2 separate regions of the Homo sapiens genome follow, and region 1 is linked to region 2. A link is an interaction called in ENCODE POLR2A ChIA-PET data of the cell type or tissue named here. Cell type or tissue: GM12878. All regions are shown on one strand.

The links. Peaks named below come from ENCODE experiments on the same cell type or tissue, not always from the same donor. Only the 100,000 strongest peaks of a DNase experiment are listed, where the experiment ranks them.
Region 1: POLR2A ChIA-PET joins it to region 2 with 6 read pairs; 2 of 35 experiments call an interaction of 5 or more read pairs at or near these places.

What each region holds. Positions count from the first base shown.
Region 1 is chr2:215,726,378-215,734,377 of GRCh38, reverse strand. All of the region lies in intron 5 of LINC00607 (long intergenic non-protein coding RNA 607), which reads left to right. It also overlaps the pseudogene LOC124906139. Among named protein-coding and RNA genes, the nearest start is that of LINC01614, 12 kb to the right of the region's middle. In GM12878, no CTCF peak of the experiment used is centred here; DNase peaks (open chromatin) are centred at 5,557 and 6,067.
Region 2 is chr2:215,880,467-215,888,466 of GRCh38, reverse strand. No RefSeq gene overlaps it. Among named protein-coding and RNA genes, the nearest start is that of LINC00607, 41 kb to the right of the region's middle. RefSeq lists an enhancer at 7,398-7,467. In GM12878, no CTCF peak of the experiment used is centred here; DNase peaks (open chromatin) are centred at 4,466 and 7,251.

The DNA.
Region 1 (8,000 bases), 150 kb after region 2:
GTATGTTCTCACTCATAAGTGGGAATTAAGCTATGAGGATGCAAAGGCATAAGAATGACACAAGGACTTTGGGGACTCAGGGGGCAAGGGTGGGAAGGGGGTGAGGGATAAAATACTACAAATAGGGTACCGTGTACACTGCTCAGGTGATGGGTGCACCAAAATCTCACAAATCACCACTAAATAACTTACTCATGTAACCAAACACTACCTGTTCCCCAATAACCTATGGAAATATATATATGTGTATATATATATAAACAAAGAATAAGAAATACCAAACACAGGCCCTCATAAGATAAAAGGAAATTAAACTGAAGAAAGAATGGCAACAAAAGGACTATTAAACAAAAAAGCTGGTAAATATGTTCGGGCATGGTGGTGTGCGCCTATAGTCCCAGCTACTTTGGAAGCTGAGGCAGAAGGACTACTTTAACCCAGAAGTTCAAGGGCTTGTGTATATATATATATATATCTTATGTTTTTATTTCCTTTTCTCTCCTTTCTTTGAATTGATCAAATTTTTATGTTTTTAGTACTGATTTAGAAGTTTTACATTCTTTTGCAGTCTATTTTTTTTTTAGTGATTACCTGTACACTTTTGACACACATACTTGACTTACACAGTGTAAAGTGAATCCTTCTGAACAAGAAAAAGACCTTAGTACATCTTGACTGTAAGCAGTCATATTTTTCACACTGACATTTCAGCTGTACCTTATTTTTAAACTCTTCAAATGAAATATTAGAAGTTTTTACATTCAATGTTTATTTTTATTTACACTTTTTTTTTCAAGTGAGGTCTCACTCAATTGCCCAGGCTGGAGAGCTGGAGTGCAGTAACTCAATCATAGCTCACTGCAGCCTTGAACTTCTGGGCTAAAGTAGTCCTTCTGCCTCAGCTTCCAAAGTAGCTGGGACTATAGGCGCACACCACCATGCCCGAACATATTTACCACCTTTTTTGTTTAATAGTCCTTTTGTTGCTATTCTTTCTTCAATTTAATTTCCTTTTATCTTATGAGGGCCTGTGTTTGGTATTTCTTATTCTTTGTTGATTTCAATATCTATTTTTACTTTGCTTTCATTCTTGAATGACAACTTAGCTTGATAAAGGATTCTAGGTTGAAATTATACTTGAAGACATGATTTCATTTTCCTCTGGCCTCTGTTGTTGCTTTTGAGAAGTCTGCTGTAAGTCCAATTATTCCACTTTTTATTTTCCACTGATCTTAAGATACTCTCTTTTTGATGCTACACAGTTTTGCTTTGACGTATTTAAGTGCAGATTTATTTCTATTTTTCCCTTTCTGGCCTCTTTGCACACCCTCTTCGATGTGAGGATTTGTGTTAATTCCAGACATCAACTCTTTGAATTTTCTTTATTTTCTCTATAAACCTTTCTAGAAATCCTATTAAATAGATGTATCTTGGACCTTTCACTTGAAGGAAACTAAAATATTTCACCCGCCAAATATACTTCTTTTACATATTTCAAGATGGCTGTGCAGAAGACCTGGAAATATAAGAATAGCTGAAAAGCTGTCTTTTGTAGGGAGATTTGCTTCTGTAAAGAAAATCTGCATTGACAAAGCCAGGCTTTCTCTGAGGCTCTCCCTTGTCCAATTTAGGAAAAATTAACTGAGAGTTTGACACCGTTAAGGGCCTAAAGAAACACTTACTACCTATTCTCTCTGAGGGCTGCCACCTGTGAGGTTTCCTCTACATAAGGAGACCACCTTTACTAGCCAGGCTTCCTCTCTATTCCTCCCATAACCTGGTCTTGCCATCATAACCTGATTTACCATCAAAACGTGTTTTGGGCCATTCTCTGAGCCCCTGTTATTTCTGTAACTTCAAGATGGTATAAAAGCATCAAGCATCTTGCTTTTCAGATCTCTGTATGTCTCCTGTACATGCTAATACACTTGTATGCCTTTCTCCTATTAACCTGCCTTTTGGCAATGTTAAAGCTCTTTTAGAATTTGTCTAGCAGGCAAATAAATAAATAAAATAAAATAAATAATATGCCTTTTTCTAGTTGATTTTTCAGTAAAACTTCTAAAGGGAAGTTTTCTCTTGGCTCCTATGCACACCATCTTTCATCTTGCTTACTTTCCACCTTTTATGTTTTTTTACATTTAAAAAAGTCTCTCCATGCTACATTCAAAGTAATATGCCAGGATTTTTCTTCCAGTTAGCTAATTTTCTCTTCATCAGAGTCCAGTCTGTTATTTAACCAATCCATTAATTTTTCAGGTTTTATCTTTTATTTGCAGATTTCCATTTGGTTCTTTTAAAAATTGTGTGTGTTCTTTTGTCATAATGTCTTATTCTTTCATTATGAATTTTATTCCTTCTTTAATCTCTTTAGTCATTTTAATATTTCTTTCATACTAGCTTCCAGATAATATAAAATTATTTGAAACTGGACATGGTGGCATGTACCTGTACTCTCAGCTACTTGGGAGATGAGGTGGGACGATCTCTTGGGCTCAGGAAGTCAAGGCTGAAGTGGGCTATGGTCACACCACTGTACTTCCAGCCCTGGGTGGCAGAGTGAGACTCCATCTCTAAAAATATAATAAAAATAAAATAAATAAAATAATTTGGAAATGATATCTGCTTTTCTATGGCAGAGACCTTTGGATTCTGAGAGAGCTTTGGATCCTCACTCATGTTGGATCTTTACCTCATATACTATATAATTAAAAAAAAATTATAACCCGATCTTTAGCAAATTTTTTTCCTCTGTGGTAATCCCTGTGGTAATTCCTGTGGAATATCCTTCTAGAGATGTTTTGGATTTTCTTCTTCAAGGAGCCCTGGGCAACCAGCTCAGGAGCAACATCTATGTCAGTCTCAAACTGGGGAAATCCCATATCACAAGGAAAGTGCAAATTCAGCTTCCAAGCCTAGGATTGGCATGGCCATGGGGCTTCATTTTCTCGTGGGAAACTTTCCTTTCCCACCCTGCTCTTAGGGCTGAGGCAAGCCTCTTTGCTGTTTCCCTGGTGGGTAGGTGGACTTTGTCCAGTTCCTTTATACTGAGGTTGTAGCGCTGTAGGACTCTAGCTTGATCTAGAGGTCTCAGCCGCCACTGTCCTCTTTGCATGGCCCACTCTTGTATCTTGTCCTAGTGTAGATGGGAGGGCCTATTTCCCAGCATCATCTGAGCCCCTCTGCTTTTCCCACCCCAAGGCCACTGCTGCATCCATTTGGACATCCTCTGCCTTTCTGGAACCTGGTCATTTCCGTATTCTTGGAATTCTTCATTATTTCTCATGAGCTTAGCTGGGCATTTAAAAACAAATTCTTTTTTATCCTGTTTTACTCAGCATTTCTAGATATTTGTAGCTGAAGTCATTCTACTTTAGCTTGGCTGGACATGTTGACAGAACTCATTTTTTTCCTATGGAAAAATGCAACATATTGTACATACTATAGGTTTTTTATTTAACAGCTACATAAGTTGATATAGAGAGTTGAGATGTGTTTACACAGTGCTCAACTGTGTAATTAAGTAACTTACACAAAAAATATCTGCTTAATAGAATGTTTGGTACGAAAGACCTAAAGCCTTTTTTTAATTAGTCTTTTTCCTTTTAAGCTTTTAAAAACTTATTTGAAAAATATTCTGTATTCTGTGGACATATTTAAATTATCTCACTAGCATGTGACTATAGACTTCATGGAGAAAAATTCCTAGTGGTTAGATAACACTCATATTGCTATATATGGAGGGATAAGTAAATTGTTGAGTATGTAAAAAGTATCACATGGAAACACCGACTAACCAACAGGTATGTATTTTAAAATTCCCTCCACAAACAGATTCTAGAAGTTGCTACTGACCTCTTCAGAACAAAAAGGGTCAGGGAAAGGCTGGATAAGGAGAAAGACAAAATTCTCAACTGTATCACACTGGTATAGTGAGTCAGGACTAATCACAGGCAGAACACCCTCAGGTTAGGGGTTAGAATGGCTATTCCTCATCTTCTGGCTACTTGGTATTCATTCCACCTTCTTACTCTCTTTTTTTTTTTTTCTTTTTTAGACAGGGTCTTGCTCTGTTGCCCAGGGCTCAAGTGATCCTTTTGTCTCAGCCTCCCGAGTAGCTAAGACTATGGGCTTGTGTCACCACGCTCAGCTATTTTTTTTTTTTTTCTAGAGACAGGATATTGTTATGTTGCCCAGGCTGGTCTGGAATTCCTGTCCTCAAGGTATACTTTCACCTTGGCCTCCCAAATTGCTGGGATTACTGGCATGAGCCACTATGCCCAACCCATTCTACCCTCTTTGATAAAAGCACCAATTTCCTTTGAGGAAACCATTCTCCACGAACCTGTGTAGCTTCCGTGGGACTGTAATTGAAGGGGTGTGATTGTCTCTGGATAATTCCAGATTGGTCATTTTATCCTGGGAATTTGAAGCTTGAGCTGAGTGAAAAAGATCAGAAAAATGATCAAAGAGGCACTTCCTATCAGTTCTATCTGGATTCCAAGAGCTGCCCTCTTTTTCTGGGTTGGGGAGGCACAGATTTTTTTGAGCTCTATTTCCAGCTTTATCTTTTATTTAGTGGTCTAGAGGCCATTCCTTAATTTGGACTTTATGTTTTACGCACACACTATCTTTCTCTGATAATATTCATACAAGAATTTCTGTTTTAACTTAAGCCAGCCAGAATCAGTCTCTGTTCTTGGTCACCAAGCAGCCCTTGGGGTGCTTTTCTTTACACACAAAATATATTTCTGATGAAAATAGCTTTTGATAAATTGTCATTTTAAAACTCACTATTTAAGTGAAACCAATGGTGAAATAAGTATAAAACAATCACCTTTGTATGTCCATTTTGGAAATCAGTTATTTTCACATTTTAAGTTGTCTTCAAGTGAGTTTTACCTGAATTGTGCTTTTATTTATTTATTTATTTATTTGTTTGTTTGTTTGTTTGTTTTTATTTATTTATCGAGATGGAGCCTCACTCTGTCACCCAGGTTGGAGCGTAGGGGCGCAATCTCAGCTTACTGCAACCGCCACTTCCTGGGTTCAAGCAATTCTCATGCCTCAGCCTCTCGAGTAGCTGGGATTACAAAAAAGTACCATCATGCCCCATAAATTTTTGTATTTTTAGTAGAGATAGGGTTTCACCAAGTTGGCCAGGCTGGCCTCAGGTGATCCACTTGCTTTGGCCTCCCAGAGTGCGGGGATTACAGGTGTGAGCCTGGCCTGATTGTGCTTTTAATGAATATAGTTGATTATGCCGTGGCTGTGACATAACTTGACTTGGGGCCTCTCTAACCCTGCATAGTCAATTATGGTATGCATATGAGGCTCCACTGTGTATACAAAGCAAAGATATTATCTTATTATTAAGCTTGTATGGACAAGACTTAATAGGAGTTGTGTGCAGGCGGGTCAAGCACCTCTTGTGGCCACACATTTGCTGAGTGGAAACAGCAGATTTGGCTTAAGTTCCCTTTTTTGAACTTTCATAATTAAGAAAGGACTCTCAGTGTTTTATCATTTTGAAATTGCAATGTGTAATAGGAACTAATGAATCACTTTGCCATTATGAAAACCGAAGTAAAATTAGAATGTTGTTTTGCAAAAGCACATTGGCAGTTGTTCTGCTCAGAGTTGTGTAAGTTAATCTATGTGTGGCAGTTCCATGAGCCTTCAAATATATCTACACCCTGACTTCTGGCCTCTGTGGTTTGGATCAGCATGTTCTTCCTGTTGAAGTGCCCCCTCCACTGAGACTTTGCCTGCTCAAGTTCTACTCATCTCCTAAGGCCAAACCAAACATTACCTTCCCCTGAAACCTTGCTGAATTTCACCCAGCAGAATTAGTCATTCCATCATTTTATCCTTTCTTCATCCCATTGAAGATCCTATCGCCTCATCTAATAGATTGTGGCATGTTGGAGAAGTGGGAGAGGGCACTGGCTCAATGCTTTATGCAGACTCAATACCTGTAGTCAAATTAGCTTATCTCCTTAGGTACTGAACACCCTGCTCCCTCACTGAACAGAAAACCCCTTTAATACATTTCTCAGATGATCTAATACATGCAGCATTGTCAAGAGACCACAATTATTTGCAGAAGGACTTCAATAATGCACATGGGGGAAACCAACATATCCTCATTGCCTTGTTTATTTGTTTCAATTTAAATGCTATCAAATGCTTCACACTTTGAACACTCTGAATTGGGGAGATTCAGCAATGCTTTTTAGGGATAAATCCCTTCTACTGAGGAAAAAGAACTTCAATTTACCAATCAGATAGGAGAGAGATGTTTCATTAGTTTTCTTCTTTCCTGACCTAAAACCACATCTGTGCCAATTTGGAGTTAGCCATGCTCTTGCTCATCTCTGGGTAAATAGGAGTTTGAACAGTGGCCTTCATGAGTCCCTGTGGCTCACATGATCCAGTGTAGAGGCCACTCCTTAATTTGGACTGTAAGTTTTATGCACACACTATCTTTCTCTGGCCACCACTCTTTGTATTTCTGTCTGCTCAGAATGTTCTACCTTTAGTTCTTTGCCTAGCCAAATTCTGCTCATCCTTTGAGACCCTACTGCTACTCCACCACTAACTTTAAAAAAATACTTTGAGTGCCTTTTAGTAGCCAGGGAGACAAGGCAGATAAGAACCTGCATTGAAGAGTTTACATCCCAGTAAGGGAGACAGATAAGTAAAAATAAGTAAGATAATCACCAACTGTGGCAGATTTTCTGAAAGAAATGCACAGTGTAGTATGACAGCATGCCTGGGAGCAGGATTTTTTCAGGAAGGTTGTATTGAAAGGCCTCTCAGAGGAGGTGATATTGGAGGTTAGCCCCAAAAGGGAAGGTTTTTTGATCCTTCTAACTGTGTTCAGCACCCCTTCTTGGTGCTTTTATTATCTCTCTTGTTTCTTAACACATCACATTGTTAGCCACATCTATGTATTGCAGTGGTGCCTGGTGAATGTCTAACAAAAAGCCCAAATTTATAGTGTTTGCCAATTTCTGTGGTGTAAATACTCTCACTCTCACCATGGCTGATTTCAAGCTACTAACTTGATGTCAATGAAGTGGAATTGAGAAGAGATGCAGAGAATTGGCTCTTGGGAGCCAATGAGACCCAGCTTAAGCCAGCTTCAGCATGTCACTGTGCCTGTCTCTCCCACCAGGCTGTTTACTCTCTTTGAGGTAGTAGTAAATATTTAACGAATCAATGAATTTACCCATGTACAGGTACCTACTCAATCTAAATCCATTGTTTTTAGTGTTATTATTATTAACCATAGACTCCAAAGATGACACATGAATGGGAGTAAGAGTTATGTAACTATTGTATGTGCTTTTTTGAAATTCAATGATAAAAATATTTATGAAGCCATCAGCATTCTTTACAATATTGGTTCTTCTCATCAAAGGTTTGAACAAATTAGGAAAGGAAAGAAGAAAGATTTATCTTTATAAGTATACCACATACATCAGTATCAAGGCAAATAATATGTTGGAAAATAAAAATAAATTTAGAAAGGTTATACATTCTACTCAGACAAAGGAAATCAAAAGCTGTATTTCAGACCTTGTAATGAGCAAAAAAATTTGGCTGTAACCTAACCATCATTGTTTCTCAACAAAATGTGGGGGACATGATTTTATTTTCTGGGCATACCTTAATATGCTTTATGTAGAACCTAAAACATATCCTTATACATAAAACACATGAAAACATAAGCTAGTGAGTTTTTATGATTCTTTATCTTAGTGGTTATTTCCATAGACTTTGACACAGAAAAATGGTAGAGGAAAGACTTTTAAAAATACATATCTAAGAAAGATTCAAAATGTTTAAAACCAGAATGATTTATAAATGATTCCCCAGACTGATCTAAACACATTAGAATGTTCTCTGGGTATTTGACACGGTTGAAGCTACCCCTTCCCTCCATTTCTAGTATAGATGGCTTGCATCATGCACTCCTCGTTAGCTGAAATTTT
Region 2 (8,000 bases):
GTATCTCTGAGATACATAAAATATCTTACTTCTCCCAAGTAACATAATTCTCTAAATCATATCTCTGGGTAAAAATAGGCCCTATTAAAATACAGAAAAGAAAATACAAAATAATAAAATATTTCAAAACAATAAAAAACCCTCAGATAAGATTGGATCTTTCATGTAATTTTAAAAGTTATTTAACTGTTCTAAAAATGGCTCTCAGAGCAGTACTATTTTTCTGGCCAACAGAAAGAACTATTCTTTCCTTGAGAATTCCTCTTCCTTGACTTAGTCGCTTTGCCAGTGGGATTTCTCTCAAATCACATGTACTTTTTCTGAGTATAGTTATCAGCTTTGCAAAACAGAAGCTCATCAGTGTCAGGCGTGGTGGTACAGTGGGAAAGTGCAGGCTGGGGTGTGTAGTCTTTCTTGGGGGGAGCTTCGTACCTCTGATCAACCACCTGGAACCCATTCCTTCTTCTAGAAGTAAAGCACTATTGACTTTACTTGACTTGGTGGGTTTGTGTGAAGATTAATTGAGCTGGATATGAGTTTGGAAACCATCAAATCTCTTTTTAAGGTAAAATGTTTTGATTCCTCTTGCTTAGAGGAAGTTTTTCTTTTTTTTGTAGTCCACTCCTCTCCATCCCCTTGTCACTGCCTTAGCAAAGACCTCTTTCCTCTCTTCCCTGGACAGTTGAGCAGACCCCATCTCTAGCCTTGTTCTCCTCAGTCTTTCCTTCACCATGCTGCTCTTGCAATCTTTCCTAAACTCAAATCTCAGGAGACGGAGTTGCCACTTAAACCTGATGGTGACTTCCTGTGACTTAGAGAAAAGTCAGGGCCTGTGGAATGGGTTTGAGGGCTCCCTCCAGATGCCCTCTCCTCTCTTCAGCCGCCACCTCAGCAGCTACATGGACCCACCTTCCAATCTCCAAACTCACTCTGTGGTTTTGTTGCTCTGGGCCTTTGCAACTTCCCCCTAGTCAGCCTGATGAGCTACTCCTGCTTCTCTTTCTTGCCCCCACTTAAGGCTGATCTCCTCTTAAGCCTTACCTGACTCTCCCAAACCCTTGTCCTCATCACCTCCTGTTTCTCTTTTGTTTTCTAGTTGTTTGAGCCCTATCCCAACAACAGCCCCCTTTATACTGTTTTGCCATTACTTGTGAAACCCAAGTGTTCCAGGCTTCAGCAGTCTAAGGAAAAATGCAGCCACCTTCAGCCCAGGGCACATCCAAAGGGCTCCTTTCCCTCATCTGCTCACAAGGAGCCGCCTTGCACAGCTTCCCTGTGCAAGGGAAGAGTTTCTCCGAGTTTCAAAGAGGGTCACAGTGGGTCTGTGAACCCAAAAGTATCTGAGACAGGTATCAGTCCATTTAGAAAGTTTATTTTACCAAAGTTAAGGACAGGCCCATGACACAGCCTCAGGAACTCTTGACAACATGTGCCCAAGGTAGTTGGGGCACAGCTTGGTTTTATACATTTTATGGAGACAAGAGACATCAGTCAATATGTGTAAGATGTACATTGGTATGGTCTGGAAAGACGGGACAATTTGAAGGGTGGGGGTGTGGGGGCTTTCAGGTCATAGATAGTTAAGAGACAAACAGTTGCATTCTCTGATTAGCCTCTCACTGAATACACAATTTACACGTGAGAGGGAGGTAGAGGAATAGTCACTTATGCCTTAGTCTGGCTTAGTGAATCTGCATTTTTACAGAAACAGTAGGGCAGAGGAAAGAATCCAAATTACATCTGTCTCAGGTGAGCAGAGGGAAGACTTTGAGCTCTATCTGTCCTTTGGCACCTGTGAAGATAAGCTATCAATTTACATTGCCAAGGTGAAATTCAACAGAACCGTTTTAGGCTAAAGATCTCGAGGCCCACAAGGAATTTCCTTGTAGACAAATATGAGGGAGGTGTGTAGCTTTTTAAATCTTTGTGGCTTTCTTATTTAGGAATAAAATGGGAGGCAGGCTTTGCCTGACTAGCAGTTCTCAGCTTAACTTTTCCCTTTGGCTTGGTGATTTTAGGGTTGTGAGATCTATTTTCCTTTTACAGGTCCATTTGAGTCCTTGCTCCCTTTTGCTATTGTGGCCAGGGAGGCAGCTGGTGGCTGATTGATCCCCTTTCCCTCTGGAGCTTCAACTGGGACTGTCCTGGAGATTGGCTACCATCATGTCCATCAGGGAAGAGGCCTGAGGTGAGTCGTGTGGCTCCCGCTGCACCCACCAGCCGAGGTATGACGTCCTCCCGGCTCTCCTTTGGTGGTTTTTTGAGTTAGAAGAATGTTTCTTCCCTTCATGGAATGTCCATGGGGGAATAGAAGCCTCAGGGTGTTACAGAGATCATGATGACTTCAGTTTACTCCACACTCTGCCCGTCTTTCTAGACGTACAATACCATGGATCTGAGTTGGGGTATGTTCCAGAGAAAAGCAATATTGATGGCCCCCCATAAAAGACGTGACATGAAATGGTTAATATGAATAAAAGAATCTTGACTTGTCTGAAATATACATTTCCAGGGAGGAAATGCAGAACCTGTTGAGTATCATTTGTACATTTATGCTTGTTTTTAAATCCCAGGGACTGTGAATACTGGCATCCTGGAATTTCCAGGAGTCATAGTCTAGACTGGAGATAAGACACTCTGGTCTCTCTGAGCCAGTCTTCCTCCCTTCTATCCACACTAGGGGAGGAACTCGTTTTACAGCACTGAGGTGTCTGGGGACATTATTCTGCCTATGGTAAAGAAGAATTCCTTAGATGAAAGAAAAAAAGATGACTATTTCAGATGAAGAATTAGGGACGTGTCTGAAAATTTCTGGCATAGATGGAGGAAGAATCCCAGTATGTTTTTGTGGTTATACAGCCAAAAATTATGTTAACTACATGAATGATATGACTTGACTGGGAAAAGGCAACCTGAGAGTATTTTAAGATTCCTTGGTTATGTAATTATATATCCAGAAGGTACCATATCCAGCAGAGTGCTAGATTAAAAATTATAATCAGTGTTCTTAAGCACATAATTAGCATATTGAACATTGACAGTTCAGACCTTAATTAAGTACATAGCCTGCTAACAGAGGGAGTTCTGATTTTAGAGTTACATTGGAGCCTTGCTCCCAGTGGGGGAAATTTTTAACTAATCACGTAAAGTTTCTCTTCCACATCTCTTGTAGCAATAAATCAAAACTACCCTTTCTAATATGATTCCTTATGTTGCCCTGATGTCTGGGTAGGGGATTGAGGGTGGGGAGTGTAGGGAGGAATTTGGTGGTTCTGTCAAAGGTAAATTGAATGTGTTCGTCATTACAATTTCCTTCTGTATCTGAAATAATTTCATATGTGACTTTTTGGAGCTTTATGAGCAGCCTTTAAAATGCTTAGGCTGCTTTCTTCTAGCACTGAAACCAGAAATCTTTTTTTTAATGTCATGATCTATTTAGAAGTAATTTTGCCTTATAGCCAATGGTAATGTCATCACTGAGTAATGCTTCTATTTATATAAGTCTGTCTCTCAGAGCCTGTTCGTATCTTGAAGAAATCCGCAATACAGGAGGCAAGATACAAAATTGAATACCATCATGTAATATCCCCAAAGGGACTTGTTTAGTGTTTTCTTATCCAGTTACCCATGGCTACAGGGAAAGATTTTTCAAAATTCAATACAAATTGCGTTAGCTTGTTTTTCTTCTTGACACCCTTAAGTCTTCTTTGATCACAGTAGATTTTAGAGGAAAGAAAAAGAAATTCCTTTAGATCTCTCAATGTCAAGGGGCACCCAGACAGTTATTCCATTGCCCTTCCACAGAGCTGCTAATTGTTTAGAAGGACAAAGATATCTCAGAGTAAGCATTCTGGGACCTCAGTAAAAGCTGTTTGCTCTGCTCAGTGTCAGGAGGGTCTTGGGCCTTAGCCAAGGGGCTTTAATTATTGAAGGATTTTATTATGAGCTTCTTTTATCTAAAAGACGAATTCCATTTGTCATATCACCAGTCAAGTATCAATTCATCATCAGGTATTTAATTATTGATAAACTATTATGTTTTGTGTACTTTCACCTATTTTGTAAAACAACATTCGTCAAAAGCTTGGCTTTCACTGTGTTCACAAACTCTAGTCACTCCATAAGGAGCCAGACATTCCAGAATTTGAAGGAAAGGGCAGAAAATGGCATCCTTATGGTTCACTGGGCTATGGAATTCCCCAAATCTCACTGCAGACTTTAAAATGCAGTTAATATGAAAGAATATGTGCTCTAATTTGTTTTACTTTCCCTGAAGTAGTTTTATAAGAGGAGGGATTAGTCTCTATGCTGTTTAGAAAAAGAAGGCCAAAAAAAGTGGGTAGTGCTAGTGTTTATCTGGCTGAGGCCTCCTTGCCTTTAGTACACCTAGAGAGGTCAGCCTCTTAGTGAAGCATATGTCATCTCCCCAAATGCAGCAGCCTGAGGGATGTTTGTCACAGACCATCTAGTTCCCTTGGCTGTGATTGTGGTCACCACACAGAAGTGTGAATGCAAATTTCTCTTCTCAAGGACAGGGGAACCACAGTGTGTCAGGATCTGCCAAAATTAGTGACCCCTCCCATGCCTTCCTTAGAACATATTCTGATTCTTTAAATTTCCATAAGGAGAATATTTCAGGATGTAAGGACATATGAATGGATTGAAAGATTGTATAGGCTCTTTTATTCTCTTTCAAATTCAATGCCCCAATTTATAATGCCCACAGTGCTTTCAACCCTGTGGCTAAAGGTCATCCCCGTGTCCCAGGTGTCTGAAGCTCTGAACTAGCCTGGTCCACTTGTGTTTGTAGGTAGACATAGATCGACGTCCAGAGCCAGCAACAAAGCCTTTGTAGGGATTTCTGAGCTAGAACTGCAGAAGAAGGAGGAGGAATCCTGATGCTTTTCCAAACCTTTCTCTGAATAAGTGGTTGCTGTCTACCCGTCCCTTACTTCCATTAATCACCCCCCATTGCAAGGTTGCAGTTGATCCCATCCAGAGTCCATTTGAATTTGAACCAAATGGCAATGGCAAGTCTTCTCCAAAATATTACACAGATTAGAATTTTTAAACATAGGCAATTCAGGTAGAAAATGTGTTATTCATCTTTCTTCTGCTAGGAGAATACATTCCTTTTTGATGTTGGATATATTGCGTTATAGACTGTACATTGTGTCCCCCACCCTGTTGAAGCCTTAACCCCCGGTGTGATGGTATTTGGAGAGAGGACTTTGGGAAATAATTAGGGTTAGATTAGGTCATGAGGGTGGGGCCCTTGTGAGTGGTTTCTTAGGAGGAGGAAGAGAGAGCTCTCCCTCTCCAAGTGCAGGCAGCAAAGAAAGGCCATGTGGGAACACAATGAGAAGGTGGCCACCTGCAAGCCAGCAAGACAGTCCTCATAGAACCCAACCCTGCTGAAACGTTGATCTTGGACTTCCAGCCTCCAGAGCTGTGAGAAAATAAAAATTTCTATTGTTTAAGCCACCCAGTCTATGGTATTTTATTATGACAACTCATCAAGCAGACTAATACATGTTGTCAATAGTTTTGTGAAAAAAATCTTCTGGTTTAATGAGTGTGACTCAGTTCTCTGGGATTTGCTCAATCATGGATGAACTGGCAGCCTGATAAAACTCAGATCGTAGATTTGCCTATTCTGGACCTACATACAAATGACATCATACAGTATAGGGCCTTTCATGGCTGGCTTCTTTCATTGAGCATGTTTTTCAAGATCCATCCATGATGTAGCATGTATCAGGACTTCATTTTTTTAAAAATGTAATTTAATATAGTTAATTTTAAGTTGTGGGATACATGTGCAGGATGTGCAGGTTTGTTACATAGGTAAACGTGTGCCATGGTGGTCTGCTGCACCTGTAACCCATCACCTAGGTATTAAGCCCCCTATCTCAATAAAGCTGTTATTAAAAAAAAAAACAAACCCAGATAATCAGGTGGCAAAGTTAGGGACTAAGCAAACCAATGACAAATCCAATGAAAATATCACCAAGGGATAGATGTCCCACGAGGTCCATCCTGCACAGCCAGCCTGCGGCATGTGTGCACCGTTTCCATCTTGTTCTTGTCATAGTCTCTTTCTCTCTATCCCCTTGCCATGTTGTAAACTACAACAAAATTTGGGGAAGGGAGGACATAAAATTGAAACACATGAAATAGAAACAACACAAAGCTAAATATAATTGATGATAATTTTACTCTTCTGCTTAACACTTCTCAGCACCCTACGTAAGAGTTTCATAAGAAATTCCCACCCCCCCGCACCTCTCCTGACTCCTGTAAAAAAAAAAAAAAAAGAAGGAAAAAAAAGAGTTTCATCAAAGTTATTTTCATATGAGAGGGCAGAGAATATGGCAAGAACTGACCAAATCAATCAGGAAATCTATTTGAAACCTTATTTTTTATTTAAAAAACTGTGGAAATTTTGTATTCTACTGCAGAATACTGCCATGTTGTTTTAATCTTAAAAAAAAGTCCTTCTCTTCTAATCTTTATGTAAAATTTATGTTTCAAAAAGATGAGCCTCATTTATTTGCATTTTTTTCTTTAAGTCCTGGCCTACCACATTTACTGCAGTGGGTAGATGTGAACTCGTTGACAAGCAGGAGCTTCTACAATGAAAGCCAAGCTCTGCAGCATGGCATATAAAGCCCTGAGTCATCTCTCTTTTCTTTTTTTGAAGTTCCATACTCCAGATTCACTGGAGTTTTTGGCACAGTTTCTATTATTCCTTAGGCCTTACATGCTATTCCCTTGGGCCGGGATGCATTTTTATTCCACCTGCTCTATCTCTGTACACCTATATATCTCCTACCCCTCCTCCAATTCCCAGCTCAGTGTCTTTTTCCTCTCTGAAGCACTTTCTTGAGTTTCCCAAGCAAAGATGATCATATTTTCTTTTGCGAAAGTATAAACTGGATATTCCAAAGCCCTCCAGTTTTCTGAGTATAATCCTTTCCTTTAGTAGCCAAATACATTGAATAGCTCCCCATCCCACATGCAGTACAAGATTCAGTGCCCTTTCCAGTATTTCCAAGGTTCTCAGGGAGGTTCATAATTTCCTGCCTTTTGAATTTTTCAACTATCCAGCTTGCTTCCCTGCTTCTCTGTGGGCAGGGACTAGCTTTTACTATAGTTCTCCAAAGCTTCACTAACAAAGACGTGCTGTGTGGCAGACATTTACTGAAGTTTTCAGAGGGGGATCACCAACCAAACAGAATATTAGAATAGCGAACAACCTATATTTAAATATTTGATGACTCATGGCCAGCCTCACGTGGGAGCCTTTCACAGGCAATCCATGCCCCCAGCTGTCACCTGCTGCTTGTTGCTGGGGCTTTTCTCCTCCTCTTCTTTGAGTCTTCAGGGCCCTTACAACCTCCAAAGCTTCCAGGGGCCAGTCCCACAGCCCTGCTTCTGTTATGTGGGGCAATTTGGCGCTTTCTTTGTGTTCTTTTTCATTTATGTAAGTTTAGAGGGGCCTCCCTTTTCATAACCAAAGAGGCTGTTCTAAACAAAAAATAACAATTTTCTTCCTAACAGCAATTCTTTAACATCCTAGAGCAACAGACTTAAACTTCAGTTAGCTCCTTGTGGTGGTTGCCAGATGCACTGCCCAGGTCCCACTGCAGGAGTGAAGGATATATTTTCTCAGCTGCTGGGAGTGGTAGAAACCTCTCAGCTGCCAATCCCCTTCAGGAATTGCCTTAGCTGAAGAGATCAGTCTTGCTCAAGGCCATTTAGCCTTCCTGGGGTAGCCTCTATCCAACTACCAGTCGCAACGCTTCCTGGCCCAAACTCAAGTGATTCTGCAGGGGCCATCCCAGCCACAGAGCTGCCCATGGGGTTGGCAGAAGGCTTTGCTGAGGCTCCACCCAGCTCATCTTTTCTTTCTTCCCCATCTGTCTTCCTCAGGGATGGAGCCTAAGAATACTCTACTCCCTGATAACCTCCTTCATGCTAATCACTGCAGTCTGCTT